2 separate regions of the Homo sapiens genome follow, and region 1 is linked to region 2. Evidence: chromatin loops called from intact Hi-C (ENCODE). Cell type or tissue: dorsolateral prefrontal cortex. All regions are shown on one strand. Links, peaks and the distances in the headings refer to the core of each region. The heading gives the core; the rest is flanking DNA.

What was found. Peaks named below come from ENCODE experiments on the same cell type or tissue, not always from the same donor. Only the 100,000 strongest peaks of a DNase experiment are listed, where the experiment ranks them.
Region 1: a loop joins it to region 2, with 4 times the contacts of the local background. A loop is called at or near these places in 2 of 110 quality-filtered maps.

What each region holds. Positions count from the first base shown.
Region 1 is chr2:96,067,936-96,075,763 of GRCh38, forward strand. No RefSeq gene overlaps it. Among named protein-coding and RNA genes, the nearest start is that of GPAT2, 37 kb to the left of the region's middle. In dorsolateral prefrontal cortex, for the core only: a CTCF peak has its summit at 4,269; DNase peaks (open chromatin) are centred at 4,136 and 4,406; H3K27ac peaks cover 1,804 bases.
Region 2 is chr2:96,017,357-96,024,963 of GRCh38, forward strand. It overlaps GPAT2 (glycerol-3-phosphate acyltransferase 2, mitochondrial), which reads right to left. Exons shown (of 22, transcript NM_001321527.2): 14 at 7,417-7,487; 15 at 7,071-7,329; 16 at 6,833-6,981; 17 at 6,567-6,644; 18 at 5,953-6,084; 19 at 5,750-5,870; 20 at 5,602-5,667; 21 at 5,312-5,367; 22 at 4,590-4,919. The coding sequence ends at 4,803. LOC124900512 (fumarylacetoacetate hydrolase domain-containing protein 2B-like) reads left to right here. Exons shown (of 4, transcript XM_047446740.1): 3 at 1,845-1,918; 4 at 2,125-2,287. The coding sequence ends at 2,143. It also overlaps the pseudogene FAHD2CP. Among named protein-coding and RNA genes, the nearest start is that of GPAT2, 14 kb to the right of the region's middle. In dorsolateral prefrontal cortex, for the core only: a CTCF peak has its summit at 5,524 (motif pointing right); DNase peaks (open chromatin) are centred at 5,545 and 7,365; H3K27ac peaks cover 3,178 bases.

The DNA of each region.
Region 1 (7,828 bases), core at 1,526-6,525, 49 kb after region 2:
GGGAGCTGTCAGGTGCTGAACAATGCCACCTGCCAGCCACTGAGGAGCAGAGGGGATGGGGGAATGGGGGGAGACGGAGGGGAGCTTGGCACCGGGAATGGGCCTGGGACGCCTCCCTCAAGAACCCTCCCCCCACAAGCCCATGTCCCTCAGCCTCAGGAACCAGAGGGGCCATGGGTGAGGGGGAAGGAGCAAGAGAGCTGAGTCAGAGCTCACCCTGGGCAAAGGTGTGGACTGCTGGCTCAGGGTCAACCAGGGCTCCTTTGGAAAGCAAACAACGACCAGGGATTAGAGGACTTTGGAGAATAGGATGGTGCTTTGTCTGTCTCGGGGGCCGGGAGCGGTGCCAGGAGCATCATGGATTGCTGGGGAGCTGGGCCAGGCTCCTGGGCTCCCACCCTGCTCCTCTGAGAGCGGACAGCAGGATTGAGTAAGTGCTGTGCCCTCTGAGCCTTCCTGGAGCCCCATGGAGCTGGGATCCAGGTGCCGAGCTACCCTGGCCACAGCACACAGATGCTGAGAAGTCAGTGAGGCCTTTTAGGAAGGCAAGCTGCAGGCAGGGGCTTGCCTTCCTAAGACCTGAGTTCCCAGGCAGGGTGTGCAGGGGAAAAAAGGCCACAGGCTGCAGCCAGGAGTTGCTTTGTTTTTCTTTATTATTGCAGTTTAGAGATTTTTTTTAATTGTACAAGAACATCTCTTTTTGTTAGAAAAAAAACCCTGAAGTATTACAGGCAGTGTTAATATGTCTCTTAACCACCTAACCCTCCCACAAAACAAATTTCTGTTTCTAGAGGTAACCACTTCAGCTACTACCATTTAATAAAAATAATACATGTCACCCTCCAAAAAAATACACTTCAAGCCATACCTAATGTCTAAGATAAAATGTTTCCCTTTCCCTAATAATCATGAACAATTTCTCGGGTACTCCTCTGGATCTTTTAAAATTCATAATCATATTCAGGCACCAGATAATTGTTGTTTTCTCATAAATAAGAATCGATACTTAATGATAGGAATAATAGGTCCTGCTCTGCATCCTCCCCACCTCCTGGGTTCCTGTGACGCCTCGGCTTCTCCTTGCACACCCAGAGAGACCCAGCCAGGGCCCCGCACTTTCTTCACCCTTTTCCCTGGGGGTGGACGCCCGTGGTCTTTCCTGTTATTTCCCAGGCAGCACAGGAGAAGCGCGCATACCCTCAGTCCTGGGTGCATGTAGGGTGACTGCCCCCGAGGTCGCCACTCAGCGGGTCCTGGGCAGCTTCCGCAGGGACTTGGCCTCTGCTTCCTCCACTGCAGCTGGGGGGTTGGACTGGATCTAGTCCATTCGAACCTCCCCAAGGATGGGCAGGGGGCACACCCCTCCCACTGTGCCTGTCCTAGCAGATGACCCGGACCCGGAATGTGGGAGCACCAGGGGTTTGCTCTGGGCCAAACACCCCTGGACACCCCTGCCCCTCTGCCCCCACCCCCTCTTTACTTCTTCTTTCCCTCCCAATACCACAAGTCCCCACACCATGGCAGAGACAGGAGCCTGTGTGGCCAGCAAGCCCAGCGAAGGGGGCTCAGGTGTCATCTCCACCCCCAGCAGAGGAGGGAGAACACCCCCAGCCAGCTTTGCAGCTCCCCCATTTCTCCCTCTCCCGCTGCTGCTACTGGTTCAAAAGATAAAATAAAAACCCTCTGCATCAACAAATAAAATAAAATCACAATAAAAAATTTATATTCCTGGGATGTAGGTCTTTCCAAACAGGAGCAGCTGCTGCCAGAGCTGAGTCTGTCAGAAGCAGGGCGGGGCTTTTTTTCTTACTAGGAGTTTCTTTTTTGTTCTTTTTTTCCCAAGGAGGCACGTCCAGTTAAAATACATTCCTGGAATGGGAGCTCCATGCGCTTTCCTGGTCATCAAAGCTGCCGTTTGTTAGCATGTTCTTTGCCTGTTATCTTGTTTGTTTGTGAGGATTGCTGGAGTTTCTTTTTTGAGATAGAGTTTTAGGCTGTTGCCCAGGCCAGAGTGCAGTGGCGCGATCTCACCTCACTGCAACCTCCACCTCCAAGGTTCAGGCAATTCTGCTGACTCAGCCTCCCAAGCAGCTGGGATTACAGGCGTCTGCCACCACACCCAGCTAATTTTTTGTTTTTAGTAGAGATGGGGTTGGATTGTTGGAGTTCCTGAGTGACAGGATGTTGCAGCAGAGGTGGTGAGTGGGGGAGAGGGGGGTATCCACGAAGTCAGGGGAGCTGCCTAGCAACTGGAAGCCAAAGGGGTCAACCCACCAGCCCCTCTGGAGACAGCTGTCTGCAGCTCAGACGTCGTTGAATACGGCAGCCACTCATTCGGCTAAATGTGGGGATGCATTAAAGACATTTGCAGACATCCTTTCTTCTATTGCACCTTTTCTCAGGAAACTTTTAGAAGCATTCTGTCAAAACTACAGACTAGAACATGAGTCACCCCCTGCACGATGCCCAGTCCTGTCACTGGGCAGTTTCCTGAAAGCTGCGATCATCCCCCATCTGAGTTCCAGATGCAGTGCCAAGGCTGGGCTGGGGGCATAGGGAGGAGCTGGCCCAGTGAACGGAGCACAAACCAAGACAGCCCAGTGAGGGTTCCCCAGCGAGAGACAGAGCAAAGGGGTGCATTCAACATTCGGGTTCCCAAGACCCCTCCACACAGGCTGTACCCAGTGTTGGCATGTGGTAAGGGGCCTGTTGTGCAGGTTGGCCACTGCTCAACTGAAAAAAAGTGGCAGCTGCCAGAGGCTGGCCTTGAACCAGGGAAGCTACCCACTCTTTAGCCAGCACTCTGCACTCTATTATGTTGCCATTACGGAATGAAAGTGGAGCCCGGATATTGCCCCAGACCTCGACCCTGAGAGTTCAGTGCTACTGGCTGCCCAGAGCCCCTCTCTGTCTGTCTCTCCTTGGCCTGTAGGAGAGTGTGGCCACAGGTAGTATCCAAAGCCTTTCCTTAGGGCCTTCTCCTGACCTATCCTGCTTCCCGGGCTCAGGGGACATCTCCCGGAGTTCCAACCACACGACTGAAGATCCAGCGAGCCTCATGGAAGGGGTTGTGTGTTGTCTTTCTCACGTCCCTTTCTTCTCTCTGTCCCTCTGCCCCTGCCCTTGCCTGGGAGAGCTCCAGAGTCACCCTCCTCCATCACAGAGCAATTTGAGCTCCAGGCCAACAACCCTAAGATGGGCAAACCCAGCCCATCTTTGGCTCAGCCAAATCCTCCAGTTCCCAGCCACCCACCCACTTGCAAACACACTTATGTCTTCACCCCACAGGTGACCTGTGCCATACTCCTAGGGGTGTTCAAACTCCTGCCCCGTGCCACTCTATGCAGAGGGGCCGGCTTCCATCCATGGGACTAAAACGGATGAATCCTTATGCTTTCGAGGCACAGATCAACCAGGAGAGACACAGCTGGGACAGGAATAAAGGGGCGTATGGCGCTCTGGCCTTCCTGAATCATGAGCCTGGAGCTCCACCTGGCAGTGGCATGGGCTTACATGGACTTCTAGGGGAATGAGGGAGCAATTCAAACTCCTCTCCTGAGCAAGAGGAAACAGGGCTCAGGAGGAAGATCCTGAGTGTCTGTCCAAGTCCCTCAGCCAGGCCTGAATCACTGCTTTCTCCCCATGGACAAGTGAGCTGTGGAAACAGACCCAACCACGCCAGGGTGCGAGGGCACCGGGATCTGGCAATGGCTGTTCCTCAGGTCACACCCCTTTCTGGGTCCCAGGGTGACATCCATCCAGGGATGAGGCGAAATGGACTCTATGGGGAATGTAGAGCCAGTCACCACTCCCTGGCCACCCTAGCCTGGCTGTCTGGAGGGCTATTTGAAGAATTCTGATACGGCCTTGGCTCAGTAGGAACAAACACAGCATGACGGGCACAGACGTGGTCAGATGTGGCCAAGGATTTGTCAGACCAGCCTAGATGCCTGTGAGATCCCGGCCTGGCATATGTTCATTGCTTCTCTGATCAGACAGCAAGTGCCACAAATGTGGCCACACACCATCCGAGGCCGCTCTGAGAGACCAGACTAGCTCTGGCGGCTCCAGAGGTCTGCTCTTGGGTCTTTTTTCCTGTGAGCCCCATTCCCGGAGGAGCAGCTGCAGCTCAGGGGAGGGGGTGATGCTCCCTCAGGGAACAGCGCCATGACTCTACGACAGTCAGTACTGGCAGCTGTCAGAGCTGTCATTCCCTGAGTGCAACTCTTAATGAACGCCCATTAAGCCTCCTCTTATGACTGCATAATTGTTGCCACAAGGAGGCTTTGTTCTCTTTATTTTGGAAATGAAACAGTTTTATATCCCTAAAGCAAGAGAGATGCACACCAGCTTGGGGCTCGCACTGGAGAACACAGAACAGCAGGGCAGGGGCTCCACTGGGTTGGGGCTCTGGTGTCCCCAGGCTACTGCAGACACAGCCCTGAGCCCAGGGAGCAGCAGCTGTTGTTTCTGCAGCAGAGCGGAGCAGCCGGGTCAGCTCCAGCCCTCCTGTGAGCTGTGGGAAGTTGCCACAGGCCCACCAGCCCTCCTCACTTCTCCTGTAGCTCCCAGGAACTGTCATCATGAACCATCTGCACCCTCACCATCCCTTAGGGGCTGGGCAGTGCTGGGGCTATTATTCTCCTTGACCTTGAGAAAACAGAGGACGCCGGGTGGCCTGGCCAGGGTCCCTCGGATGTAAGAGGAGGATTAACAGGAAGAAGTTGAGCATGTCCTATGTCCCAGGCATATGTGGTCTAAGTCTTCACATACACGACCTCACCTGCTCACTACCACAGGCTGCAGAGGAGGAGCTGAGCTCCCATGTTAAGGTGAGGCTCGGAGGCATTAGGTGAAGTGTCCAGTTCCCCAGCTCTTATGTGACCAGCTGGGCGTTCAGCGGAGATATTTCTACCTCTCTAGCTTCCCATCCTCAAGAATGTGGCTGGGCCAGACCTGGACTCTGAGGACATTCAGGGACACTGTGCCTCACCAGCCCTCTGAAGCGCTCAGAACGCGTGTCCTGACCCAGCTGCATGCCAGGAACCGTGCATTGGGAAGTGGGTGGACAGGAGAGACAAGACATGCTCCTTCCCCCAGAGGAGGCTGCAGGCAGCAAGCGAAACCCTTAGGTAAGATCGGAACAGCCGTCCACCACTGGGAGCATGAGCTGCATCCTGCCTTGGGGGGCCGCTTTGGTGGGAGTGTGCTGGGCAGAGAAGAAGGGAAGGACATCCAGGCAGAGGGGGCTCCTGGGCAAAGGCTCGAAGGTGCAGAGGTGAGAGGCATTTGGGAGCTGGTGAAGGCATTGGGGGTGGCCTCCTATTGGGGAGGAATGAAAGGGAAGGGCTCCTCTGGCAGGGGCCCCGTACTTTCCCGTGGGGACTTGAGTGGGGCTGGCTCTGCACCCCCACCCCTGCCCAGGGAGGGCTCCACTGTCCTGGGCTGACCAGAGAAGCAGTGGGTTCTGTCAGGAAGGGGAGGCTTCTTTAGCCCCGTTCATGAGGCAGCTGGGGGAGGAGGAGGAATGCAGTGGCATCCCACAGAGTGGCCCCGGGCCACTGACCTGCCCTCTCTGCCCCATTTCCTCACCTGTGACACAGAGACCCACACACCCAAGCCTCTAATCTGCTTCTAAGAACATTGTGAGAGCCAGTGATGATCAGAGGACTGCTTATTGTAAAGCAAAAGCTCCAGAAGGCTGTAAGTGAACAGGCCTGGGACATGAGAGCTAAAGGGCCCTGGGCTATCTGAGTGTCCAGCCTTCATTTAACAGCAGAAGAAACAGACCCAAGGAAGTCAGAGAATGTGGCCAAGATGAGCCGATGAGTTCGGGCAAAGACAGAACCCTGCCTTCTCTCCTGCACCATGCTAGCTCCAGACTGGCAACCCTTTCTCACCTCTGCCTGCTTCATCCCAAAACATTTCTCCTCAGCCTGGGTGCTGAATGGGATCACACCATTAGAATGGTTTCTTGGACATGGTTACTACGCATGCCTTTCTTGGGGAGACTTTAACAGGGAATCAGTCACTCACACTTTAGTATGAATTAGTTTTATCAGCAGTTATTTAGCATTAGTAGCATGAGGATTTTAAAGAAAAGAGCAGAGAGAGGAATACCTGTGGACCTAGGAAGGACAAGCTTGAATGGGCCCAAGACAGCTGCTACAGTATAAAGAGGAGATCTGGTTTCCAGTCCAGTTTCTAGAATGTATTCACTCTGAGCCCCAGAGCCCATCTCTATAAAATGGCAGCCATCAAGTACTTGAATCAGAAGTCCCTTCCAGGATGACATTCTGGTTTTCTCCACCGTAGGAGAGGGTCCCCAGAAGCGGACCAGGCTCAGGACAGGAAGGCCAGGCCTCTGGGCTCTTCATCTCATGGGCCAAGCCCTGTCACAGATCTCCACAAAGCCAAGGCTCCAGCAGGAGTCAGTCACAGAGGAAAACGCTGCCTCCTCGGCAATGCAGGAGGTGGGCTGAGCCCCAGCCAACCCCATCTTCAGCTCTCAGCAGCCTCTGCCAAGCAGGAGGCCCTGACTCTCCCGTGACAAACATAAATATTTGTTCCATCTGTGAGTCCTGACTTGGCTACAGAGCTCTGTCGTGTCCATTCTCTTTCTTTGGTAACAGTACTTTACTAAAGTGCAGGCTAATTAACATATAGTGAAGTACACAAATCCTAAGCTATAGCTTGATACATTTCTACAAATGCATACACCTGTAACCATCACTTGCATCCAGATAATCAAAGGAACTTGCAACGGTGTAATTGTATTGATCTCTCTCTGCCTGTTGCACTAGTGTTATTATATATTTTACTTCCACATGCTTATTATTTTGCTTTAAATGGCCAAAAGTGTTTTTTAAAGTAAAAAACAAAAGATAATCTCTTATATTTTCCACATATTTACAATTCCTGGTCCTTTCTATTTCTTTTGGGTAGTCTGGGCTTCCATCTGAGATTCTCTCCCTTTGGCCTCAGAAATTCCTTTAGTACTATTTATAGTGTTGCAATGAATTCCTTAAGCTTTCGTTTGTCTAAAAATGCCTTAATTTGGCCTTTATTTTTGAATGACATTTTTATTGGATATAGACTTCTAAGCTCACAGAATTTTTCCTTGAGACCCTTTAAAGTGGTTCTTCAATTGTCTTCTAGCTGCCTTTGTTTCTAGTGAGAAATCAGCTACAATTCTTATTGTGTTTCCCCTAAATGTAACCTGATTGTATTTTCTGGATGATTTTAAGATCTTTTTGCCTTTGTTTTCTAGCTTGATGATGATATCTCTAGGTATAGCCTTTCTTGTATTTATGTAGTTTAGGGTTATTTTTATTCTTGAATCTGTGGGTTGACGTCTTTCATGAGTTTTATGAAGATGTGTTCAGTCATTCTCTCTTCAAATATTTAGTCAAGCTCCATTCTCATTCTCCTCTCCTTCTGGGACTCCAGTTATACATACAACATGCCATTTAATATATTGTTTGATAGCTTTTGATGCTCTATTACAAGGGTTGCCAAACTTTTCTAAAGGGCAAGACTTAATATAGGCTTTGCAGGCCATATGGTCTCTGTCACAACTACTCAGCTTTTCTGTAAACAATGTCTGGTATGTCTGGGATCCATAAAACTTTATTTACAATAGCAGGCAGCAGGTCAAATTTGGTCCATGGGCCCACAGTTTGCTGACCCTTCCTCTGCTCTGTTGTTGTTAGTTTCTTTCCGTGCTTCCACTTGGAGAACTTAGTTTGACCTGCCTTTGAGTTATTGATCCTTTCTTCTGCTTGTATCCAATCTGTTGTCAACCCTATGAAGTGAATACTTCATTTTA
Region 2 (7,607 bases), core at 2,608-7,607:
GCCCTTTCCTTGAAGAATCCAGTTGTCTCATAGCATGTTTCACATCCTGGGTTTGTCTGGTTGTTTCTTCATGATTAGTGTCAGGGTAAGCATTTTTATCAAGAGATCTACAAAGATGTTATACATTTCCCATTGCATCCCAGAATTTGACCACTTGGTTTAGCTGACGTTCACTAAGTCCCTCCATTGTGAAGATGCATTTCCATTTTTGTAATTAACAAGCAATCTATGTGGTAGTTTGAGATCACATAACCATCTTATTGCCCCGTAGATTCTCATCCAAGGATCCTGTAGTCATCCTTACTGAATCCATTATTGCATTGGGGGATGAAGAACAATGACTTTTCTTTTCTTTTGTGATGGAGTCTCTGTCACCCAGGCTGGAATGTAGTGGCACCATCTTAGCTCACTGCAACCACTGCCTCCCAGGTTCAAGCAATTTTCCTGCTTCAGCCTCCCTAGTAGCTGGAATTACAGGGATGCACCACCACACCCGGCTAATTTTTTGTATTTCTAGTAGAGACGGGGTTTCACCATGTTGGCCAGGCTGGTCTTGAACTCCTCACCTCAGGTGATCCACCTGCCTCAGCCTCCCAAAGTGCTGGGGTTATGGGCATAAGCCACCGCACCCGGCCAAGAACAATGATTTTTCTAAATCATGCAGTTTTTATTAACTGGCATTCTTCTATGAAAAAAGCCTGGCCAGGCACGTTGGCTCACGCCTGAAATCCCAGCACTTTGGGAGGCCGAGGCGGGTGGATCACGAGGTCAGGAGATCGAGACCATCCTGGCTAACACGGTGAAACCCCGTCTCTACTAAAAATACAAAAAATTAGCCAGGCGTGGTGGCAGGTGCCTGTAGTCCCAGCTACTCCGGAGGCTGAGGTGAGAGAATGGCGTGAACCTGGGAGGCGGAGCTTGCAGTGAGCCGAGATCGCGCCACTGCACACCAGCCTGGGCAACAGAGTGAGACTCCATCTCAAAAAAAAAGAAAAAAAGCTGCCTCGCTCTTTATTCCTGTGTCTTCAATATCACTGTGAATTCCTTTTTGTTTTTATTCAATTGGTTGTAATCCATCATTTACATTCTTCAGGTGACCTCAATTTGGCCAATGAGGGACCTTCAAGTTTGTTCCATCCCCAAGCTTTTAGCATATATTTGCTTTCTGGCCAAGACGTTCCAGGCTCATCATGTACTGTCTGTCTTGGACCAAGGAACCCGGTGCTCCTTACTGGGGAGTGGTATTAGAGACCAACATCTGGATGTCAGGTGTACTTATACCAACTCTGGTTATTATTAGAAAGAGCCACCAATTTTAAAGGCCAAATTATATCTATTTTATAGTGTATTTTATGGATTATGGGAGAGGCTGAGCATTTTTTCATGTTTTGTGGCCATGTCCGTTACCTTTTTGTGAATTGCTTACTCAAGTCCTTTGTGGGATCTTTCTCTTACTAAAGTGAGTTAATAGATTAAAACACTTAAAATAGTGCCTGACACACAGTAAGGTTACATATTGCTAGGGGATATTACTTCGTATTTATCCTTTGTTAAAAGTATCCAGAGTGACTTTTAAACTCAGTGCCCTGGACACGTGTTGCTCTTCTGCAGTCAATGGTGTGGGGACCTGTGCCTGCATCCCATGATGCTGTCTGCCACTGCCCAAAATGTATGGGTCTACAAGTCACACCTCCCTTGTCGTTCACTGGGCTCTGGTTCGTGGTGATGGCAAACATGGGATGGCAGCCAAGCCATACTGACAGAGATCCACAGCGTACAGCCTCTGAGCATAGTTAATGGGCCCCAAAGCCACTGCGGCTCACTATTCCTCTCCCACCCTACAGGAGGTAGATTGGGAAGTGGAGCTGGCCGTGGTCATTGGAAAGAAAGGCAAGCACATCAAGGTGAAGTGGAAAAGGTGGGCTCCCAGGCCAGAGTGCAGCAGAGTCCCCAGCTCCTGCCTCTCCTAGTTCTGACCTCGCTCACCAACACATGGTGCCAGCTGTCCCTGACACTAGGAAGCAGTCAGCCTCCTTGCTCCCTGACACTGCCTTTCCCTTCACCCACCTTTGGCTGGCTCTGGCTACTAACATGGGATAACAGCTTTGAGATCCCTTGCCACAGGTGTTGGTGTCACCCATGATCTATCCTCCTGTATGGCCAAATCCCCTGCCCCCATAGGCCACAGATGCCATGGCCCACGTGGCCGGCTTCACTGTGGCTCATGACGTGAGTGCTCGTGACTGGCTAACAAGATGCAATGGGAAACAGTGGCTGCTGGGAAAAACCTTCGACACCTTCTGCCCTCTGGGCCCTGCCTTGGTGACCAAGGACAGTGTAGCAGGTAGGTTCCTGATCCCTGCCCCCTTGTACCTACCATTGCACAGATGAACAGCCCTCCAGGGAGGAGCACGGGTTCAGGTACATGTGGCACCTGCCCTCCCTGGCTGCCCTTTCACTGCTGACTCCATACAGGGAAAGTCTTTTATCCTCAGCCACGAGTTCTCCCATGGGCTTCCTTCCCAAGCCCCCTAGAGGGAACACAACTGCAGAGGATGTGAAACTGCATGCGTGAAGTAAATTACAAAGAACACTGAGCTGATGGGTGGATCGGGCTTCCTGCGGCTGCCACCATCTGAAATAATCTAAGTTGAGCATCATGGAGCATAGCTATCGCAAGGCCCAGGCATTTTCCACACTACAGATGAAAGCCAGTGTGACTCACCCAGCCACTGTGGAAACAACAGCATTGACCACACACAGTGAGGGGACAGCGCCAGGTTGGAGGCAGTGTGCCAGAGGGCAGAGCGCAGCCTCTTAACACACAGCCACCCACAACTGTGGTGGAGGTGGGGGGTGTCCACATGGGCCAGCCATGCCAGGATACCAAAGACCCCAGTGCCTCACAGCACCCACACAGAGTCCTCGGCAAAGTTAAATTGTGTTTCAGGTGCTCTACTTAAGGGTGGTAGAACACTAAGACCAACACCAACAGTTAAAAGTGCTGGTTAGCCAGGATGTTCTTACAGTAATCCATCCCCTGCCAGCATCCGGTACACGAGGCTTCTCTGTCCTGGCTAGAACCATTGCCTCACTGCTTTATAGATGCTGTCTTTTTTTTTTTTTTTTTTTTTTTTTTTTAAGTATGGTCTTACTGTGTCACCCAGGCTGGAGTGCAGTGGCCCAATCCCAGCTCACTGAAGCCTCAACCTCCTGGGTTCAAGCAGTTCTCCCGCCTCAGCCTCCTGAGTAGCTGGGACTACAGTCACGCACCACCATGCCTAATGTTTTTATTATTTTGCATAGAGACAAGCACTCACTACGTTACCCAGGCTGGTTTTGAACTCCTGAGCTTAATCAGTTCTCACCTGCTTTGCCCTCCCAAAGTGCTATGATTACAGGTGTGAGCCACCACGCTTGGCCCTGCCCAGGAGTCATTTTTGTATCTACAGGTATCTTCCTATGCTGTAGACAGATGCCCTTTTTCAAGGCAAAAACCCTAGCCATTTTTCTCTTCTCCTTCAGAGTCTGCAACATCCTCTCAACTCATCCAAGTGACTACTGCCTGGTGCTCTTGGGGATGCAGGGAGGCCTGAGAAGGCCAATGTCTATACAGAAAGTTCTAACATAGTGCACTGAGTCAATGTGGGCACTTTAAAGCCCTTTCACCTGCCAAGTCACGAAGCACCCCTATAGTTGTGTTTGTAAAATACTGGGGGGTTTGAAGGGGAAAAGGGATAACTCCAAGGTACCATCTTTGCATTTCAGATCCACACAACTTAAAGATCTGCTGTCGAGTGAATGGGGAAGTGGTCCAGAGCAGCAACACCAACCAGATGGTATTCAAGACAGAGGACCTGATAGCCTGGGTGTCCCAGTGAGTGACAGGGGCTATCCTGCCAGCCCCGCTCCACCTGCCACACATGTGGAGGCTGACCTGAGCCCTCCACCTTTGGCTGTGGCCACCTCAGCCAGCCCCTGGTCTCACCGGGTCCTTTTGCTTTGCTCCAGGTTTGTTACCTTTTACCCAGGGGATGTCATCCTGACTGGGACCCCCCCACCTCCACCCAGGTGTCGGTGTATTCAGGAAACCTCCTGTCTTTCTCAAGGTAGGTTAGTGAAAAGCAAAGAGAGCAAGGGCCCCAAAGGGCTGGCAGGCTTGGCTCAGACTTGAGAAGTACAGGCTTGTGTACGTGTGTCTGACGGAAGGGCTGACACTCTCATGGCCTGCTCTGTTGCAGAAGGGGGATGAAGTCCAGTGTGAGATTGAAGAACTAGGTGTCATCATCAACAAGGTGGTGTGATGGCTCCTGCACAGGCCCTGCACATAGGATGAGGGCATCTGCTCCCACTCAGCCTAGCCCAGGGAAAGGCCCAGTGACAGGTGTGGACAGGTGCCAGCCCTGCAAGCCGCCTCTTCTCGGTAGAAGGGAGAAGGACAGAGCTCTCTTCAATAAATTCGTCGGGTCAAAGCAGCAGCTTGGCTTCTGCTGTTTGTCTTCGTTTGGGCTTTGTTTCATGGGACAAGTTAGGGCATTTTGTGGGACTGGGGAAGAAGAGAGCAAATACACACACATACACCAAAAAGATGCTGCTGGGCTGGGGAAAAGACAACTCGTCTCGTCCCCTTGTTTATCACATCAAAGAAGGGAAAAAGCAAGAGATGGCAAGGGACAATCAAGCCTCAATGATTATATTTATAGAGCAGCTAAGGGTTTGCAGCCTCCTCTCCATCTTCTGGCTCTAGGACACAGCTGTGTTCTGGGGCTGAGAAGTCTCAGCACAGGCTCCTCCTCACAGTTCTAGCTACAAATGAACTGCCGGATGAACTGTTCTAGTTTTTCCTGATTGTCCAGGCTGGCAAAAGTAGGGGACAGGTGGAGCCTGGGGCCTGCAGGGCTCGGCGTCTGCTGCAGAACCTGGGCCATGGAAGATAAGCCGTGAGTGCGCTCACCACAGGGACTGTGTACACATGGCCCAGGGGCCAGGCCTGTCCCCCAGAAACCTGCCTTGAGACCTCTGGCCCCTTAGACCTCAATGTTTGCGTGCAAATGCTGCCGCAAAGCAGTCCCAATACCCCACCTAGAAAGATGAGCCAGTGATTTGGGAGACCAAGAGGCAGGAAACCATCCCACCTTCTCCAACCCATCACCAAATCTGTTGCTGGAAGACACCAAGTAAATCCCAGGGTCTTAATGAGGCACCATCAGGCCAGCCCTGTGGAGTGATGGGGACATAGCTGGGTTTCCCTGAGCTACTCTATTGGGGTGGGAGCAGGGGGACAGAAGATGGTGACAGTGGCTCCTCTCACCCCTAGGTCTCTGAAGGTCCAGACAGCACTGATGGCGAGCTTTGGGTCCGCACACTCTGGAAAGAAGAGAGAAGTGAAGGCTCTAGGTAGGGAGAACAGAGAGCCACTGGGCACAGGCTTCTCTCCTCTTGTTTAAAGAAGCCCAGGGAGGGATAGAGCTCTGACTGGACAGAAGACTGTACTCTGCAGCCTGCCTTCCTAGAGTTGGGTTGTCACTGTCCTGCAGGGGGCAGCAGCCACCAGCAAACACCACTGCCTGCAGGAGCCTGGGCTGACTGGTTGGGACTCACCGAAGATCCCTTCTTCCTGGGCGGTGGCCTGCAGGAACTGGAACAGCTGCTCTGTGTAGCCCAACTCTGCAGAAGAGAGAAGACCTAGACCTGGCACCCAGCACAGACACAGCCTGCCTCGAGGACTGCAAGGGAACAAGGGCCTCACCAGTATCGGGCAGCTGGCCCTGGCGGAGGAAGGCGGCAGCCTGTGCAAAGGCCTTGAGCAGCGGGCTGAGCAGGCGGCAGAGGAAAAGAAAGAAATCTGGGCAGTGTGACTGCTGGCTGAGCTGGAGGGGACAGGCCGGGGTGAGTGCAGCTCCCCACCGCCTCCCTACCACCTCCCTCCAGGGGCAGCTTTTTGAAACACACCCTGAAGTACCGGCCGTCAGCCTCTCCGAAGTCATCACTGTCACTATCAGTAAAGTCCCCACTCGGTTTCCACAGCAGCTTTCTGCTCAATCGCTGTCGCCCTGTGTCACAGGCTGGCCGGGAGCCTGGGGTCTAGGGGCCGTGGAGCCATTGTTCTCTGACAAGCTGGCCAGGGATCAACCCTACACCCCCAGACCAGGTACATGCAGGTGAAACCAGTAAAAGCAGACCTAGAGACCCAAGAGGATGGCCAGAGCCATGCCCCAGCACCTGCTGGGCCAACTTGCAGAGTGAGAGGAAGTGAATTCCCACCCTCAAGGGCAGTAGCCCTGTGGCCAAGAAATGTGGGGAGCAGGAGGTGTGCAGAGAACCTCAGAGGCACACATGTCCAGTGCTATCCAGAGAGACACACAGAACCGGGGCATAGGTGGCTATATCCCAAGGCACAGGGAGCAGAGGTGCGAGCTAGGCTTCCCCGCTGCAAGGCCAGGGGCTGCCCACCCCCACAGCACACACGGGGCAGAGGAGGAGCCTGGGGCAGCTGGCACTCAGGGTGGGAGGCTGGAGGAGGCCAGGCTCCAGGCAAGGATCTTGTCTCCAACTGCCCTGCCTACCTCCTCAGCAACCAGGAGCCCGCATTGGATGAGCCGGTCCAGCACCTCCTGACAGTAGCAGTAGGAAGACTGGCAGGGCTGGGAGAAAAAGGCACCCATGTGGCCTCAGGAGAGCCAGGCACATGGGCAGGGGCCTAGCCAAAGACCGGGCAAGGCCACACCTACTACCCAGGAGGTTTCAGAGGTAGAGCATGGGCAGGGATGGGCCATTCCTACCACCAAGAGGGGAAGGCCTAGGACCAAGTGGGCCGTAGGGGAGGCCTGACCTTTAGCAGCAGCAGGTCTTGCGGCAGCAGGTGCATCAGCAGCAGGATCTGGCGGTACAGCTCATTCTGGCTCAGCAGCAATATGCCCTGCAGCTCCCAGGGCCCCTGGGGCGGCACTCTGCCTGCCAGCAGCCCCCGCACTGCACAGGCTGGGGGCGGAGGGTCCATTATGAAGAAGGAGCCGTTCCCTTCACCACTGCACACACATCCCACCTACCCCGTGCACCTCAAGACTCACCGCCCACAGCCTCGCTCAGGAAGACGGGCAGCAGCTCAGCACTCAGTTGTGCCAGGTGTGTGAGGCCTGGGCCAGGCTGCGGCACCACCAGCAAGTCACCCTGACGGATGCGCAGCAGGGCCACGTGCGCCCGCAGCAGGCTCAGTGAGTGCTGCAGCAGGCTCCGCAGCTGCCCAGAGAAGCCTACATCAAAGCCACGCAACAGTATCTCCTCCGTCAGCCAGGAGAACTCCCCCAGGAGCTGCGACAGGAACACACCCTGGGTGGGCAGAGCAGGGCTAGGCAGCAGGGCCACACATCGCCACCCCCCCCACCGCCCAGGTCCCCACCACATTGCACCCCCTACCTTCTGATGCTTGAAGAGCAGCAGCGTTGCCATAATGGCCGTGCTCATCACCGCAGAGCTCCCTACACTGGCTGGAGTGGGGCGGGGGGTGGAGATGCTGGTCAGGTTGAGGCCCAGCAGCCTGGTCCCTCCATGATCTAGCAAGTCTTCCTAGCCACACATCCCAACTCCACCCCAGGGATGAGGAACGT